2 separate regions of the Homo sapiens genome follow, and region 1 is linked to region 2. A link is a contact called in ENCODE Hi-C data. All regions are on one chromosome and are shown on one strand. The core of a region is the stretch at or near the end of the contact, and the rest is flanking DNA. Distances in the headings are between cores, read along the strand shown.

Region 1 (5,834 bases), core at 506-3,005, 140 kb before region 2:
TGTATTTTCCATCTCATTTAGTGATACCTCCATCTATATAACACCTAAGATAGGGATTGGGGAGCTAACCAGGCTACCCCTCGCTCTTACTAGTTACATCTAATTAAGTATCAAGTCTTACACTTTTCATCACTTGCATATGATGAAAAAAAAAGGTCCCATTTTGTTCCATTTGTATATATATTGCTTTATCTTGGATTCTTATTACCTATCCCTGAGTAACTGCAGAGTCCCATGTGATTCATGCATCAGCTTGTACCTCTCAAAATTTTGCAATACACACAAATGAGTGAGTCTAAAACATAAGTCTGATTGTATCATCCATTAACAAAAATCACGTAAGATCATCATGATCTGCTATTTCAGCTGCATCATCTGTTATTCCCTTCCTCTTCCCTCATACTTGGACTGTCTCTCTCTCTCTCTCTCTCTCTCTCTCTCTCTCTCTCACACACACACACACACACATTAGTGCACGCACTATGCTATTTCACACTTCTCTGCTTTTGTTCATGCTGTTTTCTTTCCCTGGAAGGGACTTCATTTCTAATTCGATGAGTCAGTATAATACATTTAGACTCAGCTGTTGTATTACTTCCGCAAGGAAGAGCTTTCTAATTATTTAAAAACTTAATTAACTACATTTCTTCAGTGCAAATCTCTCTCACCTAAATTACCATAGTAAATTTAAATTACTTTTGCTTCCTCATTTTCCTATGACACTGTAAGTTTTCTTCTGGCAGGCATGGTATCCTGTTTATCTTTCTTTCCTAGTGCCGAGAAATGCCTGGTTCAGAAGTGAAGTCAGTAAGAGTTCCTTGATGTGGGTTTACATTTTGAACTGAAAAACCATATATATAATATATTGCCTCAGGAAAGATGCATAATTAAAAAGTTTTCAGGCTTAGATTTTCTTCTTAAAAAAGTCTGATAAATGTAATAAACTTTATACTTATTAAGTTTTTTGATTACAGATATTTTAATGGTAGCATATAATTTGTCTTGTGGGTAATGATATGGTAATCAAATAAAATTGGAGCCTGCCAAACATTATTTATCAATCTATATATTTAATTCATCTACTTGCCAAAGATAAGATTAATGAATGTTTTCACATTTAAGCATTTGAAATAGAGAGAAAATTTAACATATCAACTATTAATCCTTTTGCTAGAAATCAATTGGTTTGAGGCTTAACATTTCACACAGATATTATCTCAGAAGGTGTAGTTAATTTTTCTCTTACTTTATGTTCTGAAAAATGCAGTACAAAATCTGGGGTTTTCTCTCCTTTCTTCTTTCTGTTTTTCTATTTTTTGTTTTTAAATCAAGGATTTGGGTATTTCATAAATGGCTGTTTCAACAAAGGTATTTTTTAAATCCGGAAACTGTGACATTCCCCACAAGGCCCAAATACTATAATTTTCCAATTGAAACATTATCTCTTGAAACACATGAAGATATAAATCCCTCTCTTTATTTGCACTGTTCTATTTACAGATTTCTACATAATCTGCACCATGTTTTCCCAGGATGACCCCGTGACCTGATAGACATCAGAGAGCTTTAGACCATCGCCTTGCTAGATTGACATGTATATTAGGAGAAGAGACACTTGTTAGTCTATAACTCTACAGTATATCACATTTCCATTTATCTTGTGCGTCACTATATTTTATTGATGCTTCCTGATCTGTTCAAATAAGTTATGCTCTCGTGCCAAAAATGATTATACTGTCTCTGTTTTTATTGGTTTACCATTTTCCCTAGGGAACTGACTAAGAGGCATACTTTTGAGATTGCTGTTAAGTGAAAGTTAATACTGAATCATGAGAGAAAATGTTCGAAGTATAAAAAATTTTTTAAAAAGTAAAAAAAAAGCCTTTCTAGTTTTATTTTCTACCTCTAGATATTTAATCTGACCAAGTTGCTACAAACTAAAAAGGAAATATATTATATGACCCTTATAAGTTTGTCCAAATCTGCAGACCCAAGTGAAAAGTCACATATATCCAGAGAGAATTAGATCATCTGAAGGATAAATTTACTGAAATGTGATTATATGAAAGAAGACAAGAATTTGGCTAAGGAAATATCTTCTAGAATACTAGTTCTCATATATTTTAGTCTATGGATCATTTTGAGGGCACCAAGGATCCTCAGTGTTGACTGACATTGAATTTTTTTTCAGGTGGCGTGTCAACCTGGTTACTACTTTTCTAAGTTTATAATTCCAGTGACAGCAGAATAATAACTGTGTCATGATTAGGGATTTGCCATCTTTAAAACACTTCTTGTGACCATGATGCATTTATGATAAACTAGAAGGCCACCAGCCTTAGCAATAGGCAGATTTTTATTTGCTCTCTGGCTGGATCATTAATAGTTATGTGACAGACTCTCTGCTGTTTAACAGCAGCAGGAAAAATCCCCACCTATTTCATAATGTTATTGACAATATTAATATACATATGGACAGTTCCTAGTTTATGGTAGGAAATAAATATGTGTTCTCCATGCACAATCCATCTTTTCTTTTTCTTCAAGACTTTGGCTCATTTTGCTTGACATCTTAGGACTAGGACCTAAAAGAATTGCAGGGTATATTTCCATGTGTTCCATTGGTAGTCTTTGATTGTATTGAAATAATATCTCCCCTGCTGGTAATCATCTCAAGTGAGATCCATTTGTCCAACCACTCTGAAATTGGATTTTTAAAAAATTGGTTTATTACTCTCTTATGAAGATAACAGAATGCTTAAAGGGTAGCCAAATAATTACCTCATTAAAAATTATGAGAACTTTAGCAATACTTTTAAATCCCTACCTCTGATTAAATATAGAAAAGAGGAATAATGAAGAAGAAATCCAGTTTCTAGTCTTAGAGGTAAAGGCCCTATTCATTTTCGAAAATGGTAATCAAAAATTTTTAGTATAATCTAAAAGTAAGATATTTTAATGGGAAAAGCTAGAATATCCTCTTCTGTGACATAAAATCATAATTTCCACATTGAATATTTTTATATTTTACCACACTATATTGAAATAAAATATACACATATAAATATATACACATCATAAGTGTATAAAGCAACAAATTATTACTAAATGAATATCTATATTCATTTATATTGAAGGTATTAGAAATTAAATAGAAACTATTTAAAAATGTTTATTTAATATAATAATGAAATCATATGTTATCATAAATATTTCATAAATATTTTATGGAAAATAACAATATTTTCCAAAACAAAAATAGCCGAATGGCATTGTTAACATTTTTGCAAATCTCTTTAATAGAAGTAATAGAAGAAATTTGAAATATTTACATCAGCTCCTTAATTCAATCTGTTGCTACATTTGTTTGGTTGAATACTTTAAGGAAGTTTAATCTTATGTAGTTGGAAGGAAAGTTTGTTTTAATGTCATTTTCAGATAATTGTGGATATTTTTCTGTGATACTGCAGAAAAGCTTTGACACTATAGAGAAACAATGGTCACTTGACCACCTCTCTTTTTTTTTTAACTGACTAGGAAAAGTATCTAGTAATGTTCAAATAAGAAGCAATGATATCAGATAGCATTGTCTCCTTCCTAACTTTAAAGAATAAGTTTCCACTATTTCACCATTAATCTTACATTTTCTACAGATCATTTGTAGGAAGTTCCTTTATATTTCTAGTTTACAAAGACTTTTATGTCATGAAAAAGATATTACCAGATTCTTTTTGAATACCTAAAATATGAGTTTTCTGTTATGTTCTTTTAATACAGTGAATTATATTGAAGGATCTTTAAATATTAAACAAACCTTATATTCCTGGGATAAACCCAGCTTAGTTGTAGTTTTATACCTCCTCTCAGCCCCCACATACCATCAGTGAATTGCTAATATTTCACTTATAATTTTAAAAAGTTATATTCACGAGAGGAATGGCTTGGAACTTGTGTTGTCCTTGTCAGGTTTTGGTATTAAAGCTACATTCTTAAACTAAGTTGGAAAACATTACTTTCACTTCTGTGTCAGTATGTATAAATTGCAGTTTTCTTTGCTGGGGAGTGAGGGGAGGATTAACCGCCTATTCAATTTCTGTAATGATTAAAGACTATACATTTATCTGTATTTTTTATTCATTAAAATATATTTATGTAACAAAAAATTTTTTAAGTTCAAACTACTTTACATACCCAACTTTACATCACTTCAAGCTGTTTCCTAGTGTGAGATCAGTTTGTCTAATCACTCTGAAACTGGATTTGAAAAAAAATTGGTTTATTGCTCTACTTTATTATTAGATAACAGAATGGTGAAAGGACAGCTGACTTTAGCAATACTTTAAAATCTCTAACTTGATTAAAAATGGAAAAGGGGGGTGATGAAGAAGAAATAAAGTTTCTAATCTTTATTTAGATTAGGATAATCTAATCCTCCTTCAGGTCTGAATACTGAAATTTTCTTATTTCTATCCATTTAGGCTAATTTCACCTGTTTTATGAACTTCATATAAGTGAAATCACATAGTATATATTCTTTTGTATTTACCTTCTCTCTCTCAATATAATGTTTTTGAGATGTATCCTCAGTGTTGCATAAATGGTTTGTTCCTTGTTAATCACTTAATATTATTCCATTAAATGAATATATCACCATTTATCCATTTTCTATTAATTGACATTTGAGTTGTTTCCATTTTATATATATTATAAATAAGATGGCTATGGCTGTCTTGCACAAGTCTTTGTGTGAACATATGTTTTTATTGGGTGAATACCCAGAAATGAATTATTTAGTCATGTGTCTATTTAACATATAGGAAACTGCCAGTCTTCCAAAGGTGGTGTAACATTTACACTTCAACTCTAGCTGCTCCACATCCTCTCCACATTTGGCAATATCAGTCTTTTTGTTTGTTTAGCCTTTTATTGTGTGTAAAATGAAATCTCGTAGTAATTTTAATTTGCATTGACCTGATGCTTATAATGTTAGCACATTTTCATGAGCTTTTGGCCAACCAAAAATATTTTTTTATGAAGTGTTTATTCAAGTCTTTTAACCATTTTTGGTTGTGTTGCTTGTTTTTCTATCACTGACTATTAGGAGTATTTTTAGGGTATTCATAAAAGTCTTTTTTAAGGTATGAGTATTACAAACATTTTCTATTGATCTGTATAGCTTGTCTGTTTATCTAATGATAGCTTTTGATTAACAGAAATTCATAATTTTTGTTAAGGTCATCTTTTATATATTTTTCTATTTTATTGTTGAGGTTTTTGTTTTCTGCAAAAAGATTGCCTACATAAAAATTATAAAATTATGACCAATTTTTTAGCATAAGCTTCATGGATATAGATTTTGAGTTTAAAAATGTTTTTCAGCATTTTGAAGATATAGTAATTCCCTTTTCCTGTGATGGTCCTTTATTATTGAGAAGTCACTGATTTGACTTTTTTGCTTTTGACTTTTTTCCTTTGGTGCTAATATGTAATTTTTTCTGATTGTCATAAAAGTTTCTCTTTATGTTTAGTTTTAAGCTAATGTAAATTTTGCCACTAGATGTGGTTTTCTTCGTATTTATCTTACTTAGGTATATGTAGTACTTCTGGAATTTGTAATTTGTTATCTTTTGTCAGTTTTGGAAAATTCTTGGCTGTCATCTCTTCAAATATTGTTTTTTCTCAATTTTATACTTTCTTTCCATCTCTAAACTGAATTACATGTATGCTAGACTTTTAAAAACTCTTCTATATGTTTGCTTAATAGTTTTTGGTGTAACTTCCACACTTTGCATCCTTTGTAGCTTTATTTAGTAGGATATATTCTCATCTCTCGG
Region 2 (5,766 bases), core at 2,451-4,950:
AATTTTACTCTTCTAGGTCATAGCCTTGCACATCTGCTGAGACTATAATGCCCACTGACGAAAGATTTCATGACAGGGAAGATTATTATTATTGTCTTTTCTGTAAAATATAACAAGTTAAGTAATTAAGGTTATGAATCAAACCAAATTAACTGTGCACAGCTGTAAGAAGCTTAGTGCATGACCACATGACAGATGGGAAATTCTTTTGTTTTCACTCGTGATTTACCTAATGGTGAGATAAATGTCTGATGACATACAAAAACCAGCGTCCTGTCAATCCTTAGCCATTTATTTCATCACTCCTCATGTTCCTGACAGGGAGGAGTAACGGCTCAATTGTCCAAGTATAAGTATCTTCATATTTTCTGCTTAGGCAAAACTGTAAGCTGTGGGAAAAAAAGTTTTAAGTTACATTTTAAAAGTAAATATAAAAAGGTACACTTTGCATAATTCTATATACGTAATCTAAAATAACTTTCAGAAATTTTACGATGCAATAATCGTATCAAATTTTAGTATTTTAATTTAATTAATATCTGACAAAAAACTTCCTAGTCATGGAAATGATCTTTATAAATCTATTTATATGTAAAATTTCCACATTAAAAAATCATTTGATTAAATCATATTTAGTGTCAGCCGTTTTTGTCCATGTTACAAAGGGGAAAATGAAGACACCAGAAGTTTAAATAACTTTATCAAGGTCACAGACTTAGTGAGTGGTAGAACCAGAAAGACCGGCAAAGAGACAGAGAAATGGTCAAGGCTTGAAGAGTCTCCTCACTTGTAAGGCAAGTGAGTTGGAAAAAAGATAATAAAACGAGGTGAAGAGATTGACAGGGATCATATTATGCAAAGACTTAGAAGCCATAATAAGTATAGAGATTGATTTCCAATTAATCAAATTACAAGTCATTTGGACAAGTGCTGTAAAGGAAGTGTAAATAAATGTAGGACAGATAACATGGCAAATTCTGACTTGAAGAATATTGAGAAACTCCCAGAAGAGATATTTGTATTTTATGTAGGTCTTTGATGGATAGAATGAGAAGCAAAGACATTTCAACATGGTAGAAATTGAGGAGCATGGATATAGGAGTGCATAGTCTTTTCTTGAAGGGAAAGAAACCAAGCATGTCTGGAGCATGTGAGGAGCACTGGCCAGAGGCAAGGCCAAAAAGGGAGATACTTGGTAGATTGACGAAGGCCTAGAGTCAATGGTATGGGTTTTAGACTTTGTTTTGTAGTCAATACAAAGCCATGTTAGATTCCTAGGAAGTGTAAATGAATAATTGAAACTAAACCAGACGAGTGAAAGATAGAATGCAGAAGAGAAGACTGGAGGTAGCAGGTTCAGGCAGCAGGCAATTGCCAGAGATAAGGCCAGGCATTTGCCTTTACCCTCGTGGTTACTACCTACTGGGGCCTCCAAAGAGTTTACAAACGATGAAAACATAAAGGCATAATGGAATAAGCTATGGAAGTGCTGAGAGGATCAAATGCTAATCCTCAAATTTGGTTCTTTAAAAATGTTTTGACTCACCAATTGAAAAAGGATATGCTGAAAGGGTCCAGCTTGCACATAATGTACACTTCAGTATTTACTCTGTGTAAATGGATTTACTCTGTGTACATGGATTACTAAAGCTATTAGATTAGAATAGCTATATGTATTGTACAAAGAATTTTGTGAGGATTAAATGAAACAAGAGATATGAAAGCTCTTGTAATAAATGTTATATAAATATAAACCATTAATATTCTATTTAATCCCTATACAAAGATTTTGCTTTTACATTACTAGTGAAAAATGTAATATTCCTACTTATCTTAGATTTTGAAATATGAAAAAAATGTGAATTAATTAAGATAAAAGCTTTAGTTGTGTGTATATGAGAGAGAGGTAAATAAAAGACAGAGAAAACAGAAATCAGGAAATCTACCCTTTTTTGTCAGGCAAGTGAAGTGCAGGAAGTTAGGATGATTCCTTCAACTAACCTTTAAGCAATTTTCAAATGCCTCGAACTTGCTCTACACAGTTAAATTCTCATGGATGAAAATTTGTAGTTACTTTTATATGAATATAATGGTGATTTACAAAATGATGCCTACACACCTTGATAGAGGAATTGGATTGTTTTCTCAAAACTCTCATATATCCTCATTTTGGGGGATGTTGCCTAGTCCACTGAAAAGAACGTGGTCTTGGAGATACATGAATTTTTATCTGGATACCAATTCTGCCACTTAGTGGAGATACATGAATTTTTATCTGAATACCAATTCTGCCACTTAGTGGCTATGGAACTTTTGTTAACATACAGAGCTTCAGCTCCTCCTTCATAAATTGGTGGTATTGAAAACATCTCTTTTAGAATGGGCACGTAATATAGCTAAAAGGCTGTGTTAATAATATAGCTAAAAAATATAGCTAAAAGGCTCAGCACCAATCATGACAAATAGTTGCTTTTAAATAAATGCTACCCCTACTCTTTTTGGTTTTAATCTGCCGTGCTGTCACCAAATGTGCCCAATGAAGAAAGAAACATGTTCTAAGAGTATGTTTTCAAACGTTTTCTCACAAACACCTTTGTCAGGCTCTTTATTTCCTTCATATGGCAATTCTTGAAATGTAGTAACTGCTCAACGAATATTTATTAAAAGAAAGAGAAAGGAAGGGAAGAAGGAAAAAAAGGAAGGAAGTCGGGAGGGACATAAGGAAGGACGGAAGAACGAATGAGAAAGCAAGTTAAACAGGTGTGGGCTGTGGTATCTTTACTTATATTAGTCGTGACATTCTTCCCCATACCTGTGCTTAGTGCAGGTATTATTTCTTAACGAGCTGTAAATAGAGCTAGGTGATTAAGTGTGGTGATCAAGTTGTCTGTCATTCTTTTAGTCTATGATCTGGAAATACAGCGTAGTATTTATTTAAGAAAACAAGGCCACAATACTTCACCTGACACTACTGGAGCCTTTCTCGATCTTTCTTTGTCCAGACATGCCCTTGTTGTTGTATAAAACAGAATGTTCAGTCCTATAGTAGCTGATCTCTGCAACTATCAAAATTCGACAAAGTAATCAGGAGTCCTCTCACTCAATTGTATAAGTAGTGTTTTTTCTGTTACTACCATTGTTGACTGATCCTTCTTTGCAGAGGTCTGTTTTCTACTTTTATTATTTCTGTGAAATCAGCCTCATGAATTATGTTGGCATAAGAAATGACACACTTTTGGGAGGCTGAGGCGGGCAGATCACCTGAGGTCGGGAGTTGGAGATCAGCCTGGCCAGCATGGTGAAACCCCATCTCTGCTAAAAATACAAAAATTAGCCAGGCATGGTAGCGTATGCCTGTAATCCCAGCTACTCAGGAGGCTGAGGCAGAAGAATTGCTTGAACCTGGGAGGTGGAGTGTGCAGTGAGCCGAGATCGCACCACTGCACTCCAGCTTGGGTGACAGAGCAAGACTCCAGCTGAAAAAAAAAAAAAAAAGGCACCTGGCCGGGTGCAGTGGCTCACACCTGTAATCCCAGCACTTTGGGAGGCCGAGGCAGGTGGATCACTTGAGGTCTGGAGTTCTATACCAGCCTGGCCGACATGGTGAAACCCCATCTCCACCAAAAATATAAAAAATTAGCAGGGTGTGGTGGTGCATGCCTGTAATCCCAGCTACTCAGGAGGCTGAGGCAGGAGAACCGCTTGAACCCAAGAGGCGAAAGTTGCAGTGAGCTGAGATCCTGCCACTACACTCCAGCCTGGGTGACAGAACAAGACTTCATCCTCACACACACACAAAAAAAGAAAGACAGAAAGAAGGAAGGAAAGAAAAGACACCTAGTACTTGAGTGTTCACAAAACTTATCCTATCTTATGCTGCCATCTGCTGGGAAGGTAATGTTGCTTGGTCATGGACTTTACATTAAAATCTGTGTTGAACTTTGTATTGCTAGCTTCTTAAATGGTCACACATTAGATAGTAATGGAAAATTACTTGGGTAAAAAACTTTTTGTGCTTTTATGATAGGAAGCAGGAAAGGGCTACAATGGTCTGACCCATTTTTGAAATAATGCTTTGCCCTATTAAAAACTTGCTGATTCATTCTATCTGTCGTTGAGCCAACACTAATTATTGTCTTCTGTGCCAAGAACTACAGAGAATCCACAAAGATGAGCAAGGAATGGTTCTGTTTAATAGGAGTTTATTTCCTAGTAGGAAGAATCACAAAAGAAGTAAATGTGGCAAGGTATTCTAGATGTTACAGTAGAAATATAAGAAAAGAGGGCGTGGGTATGGTAATTTCTACCCCAAAGTCAGGCTTCTTGCAAGAGCAATGGTAGAGGATAACCATTATAATGAACAAATGTTCACCAACAAGGCAAGACAGGAGAAAGAATTCTGGCCAGAAGAAATATTATAAACAGACATTTGTTTCTAAAAAACAATGATGTTTGTTTTTTGTGACATTAAGAGATGTTAGTTATTTTGTCTTGTAATTTGCTGTATTTGTTTTTAATTATTCAAAGAGAAGAAATAGAGTGAAATATGCAAGATATTCTACACAGCATATACGTCTTTATAGTTTTGTCCATTGTACTGCTATTAATACTTCATATTTATTATATTTCTCAGATTACTACTTCTGTATTAATAAAGATTTCATATTATTGGATCCCTGATAACTGGATTCCTGCATTATTAACAGGAGCTCTTTTTGTGATGTGCCTCTATACTATTGCATGGTGCCTCTTCAAAGAGTAAGATTTTAATTGCTGTTTCTATTTGAATTTGTTCATGGCTCATAAAGTCCATCAACGATGCCTTAAAAAGAGCAGGATGAAAGTAGAAAGAAGAGATTGGAGAAAATGTCATTGAGCAGCTATTACTTTAAGAAGTGCTTTACTGATGTTATCCGTGCTGATAATCACAACAATGGTGAGAGATAGGTAACAGCATCAGTGTTTTTGATTTAGATAAATGATTTTAACCAAGATCTTCTGGTTCTAAAGCTAATGTTCTTTTGCTAAGTGATCAATCAAATGATTCAAGCTAAAACCATTCGTCTGAAAAAAAAAAAGAAAGAAATGAGATTTTTAATATTCCCATAGAAAAGGAAGAGATGAAATTTAGTTGGTACATATTTAAATAAGATCAAGTCCTCTGCCTATATTTTCCTGTCAAAGGATAGACAGAAGTCTCAAAAAGGTAAGATGAAAAAATTTCAATAGTAATTATAGAAGGAGTGAATTAATTCAGGAAATGTCTCCTGAGCTTTCAGGGATAAGATTGTGCCAGGTGAGCAGAATACAGAAATGCTAACAAGAAGTACTCACCCTCCAGGAGCACAGCCTTGACTAGAAAGGGTTCAGGAGAATGAATGGTTACAATAGATTAGAAGAGAGAGTAAAAAGACAGGGTAATTGAAATTTAAATATCTTTCTATGGCATACTTAACTCTGGCTCAGAGAGATTGGGCAGGGAATGTTTCACAGAGAACACGCCACTGAAACTGGCAGTAGAAGAATGAATGGAAGAAAATATAAAGGAAATACATAAAATATAATTTAGTTTATATTTAAGGGTGATTTTTTTTTTGAGAGGCATAAAAATGGAAACAGGATTATATGAACACTACTATATTTCCTCACCAACAAAAGTCTGGCTTTTATCCCGGAATATGGAGTATAGATTCTGCAAGGTAAAGTAATAAAACCTAAAGATAATAGTTGTATTAGCATGAAAGTAAAAATGTATTAAGGACAACT

The links. A loop is a pair of places that touch in the nucleus more often than their neighbours do. Pooled maps may share reads with other maps.
Region 1: a loop to region 2 is called in a map of PC-3, with 4 times the contacts of the local background. The contact joins two enhancer-like sites. A Hi-C loop is called at or near these places in 3 of 168 maps with a recorded cell type or tissue (Calu3, PC-3 and aorta) and 1 of 50 pooled maps.

The regions. Positions count from the first base shown.
Region 1 is chr7:81,634,217-81,640,050 of GRCh38, reverse strand. The region is part of intron 1 of LOC100128317 (a long non-coding RNA gene); the gene reads left to right. Among named protein-coding and RNA genes, the nearest start is that of HGF, 130 kb to the left of the region's middle. Within about 2 kb of position 1,755, at least 3 of the 41 ENCODE cell types and tissues checked have a DNase peak (open chromatin) inside an H3K27ac peak, as active enhancers do; they include PC-3, where a contact is called at or near this core.
Region 2 is chr7:81,497,950-81,503,715 of GRCh38, reverse strand. No RefSeq gene overlaps it. Among named protein-coding and RNA genes, the nearest start is that of HGF, 270 kb to the left of the region's middle. Within about 2 kb of position 3,700, at least 9 of the 41 ENCODE cell types and tissues checked have a DNase peak (open chromatin) inside an H3K27ac peak, as active enhancers do; they include PC-3, where a contact is called at or near this core.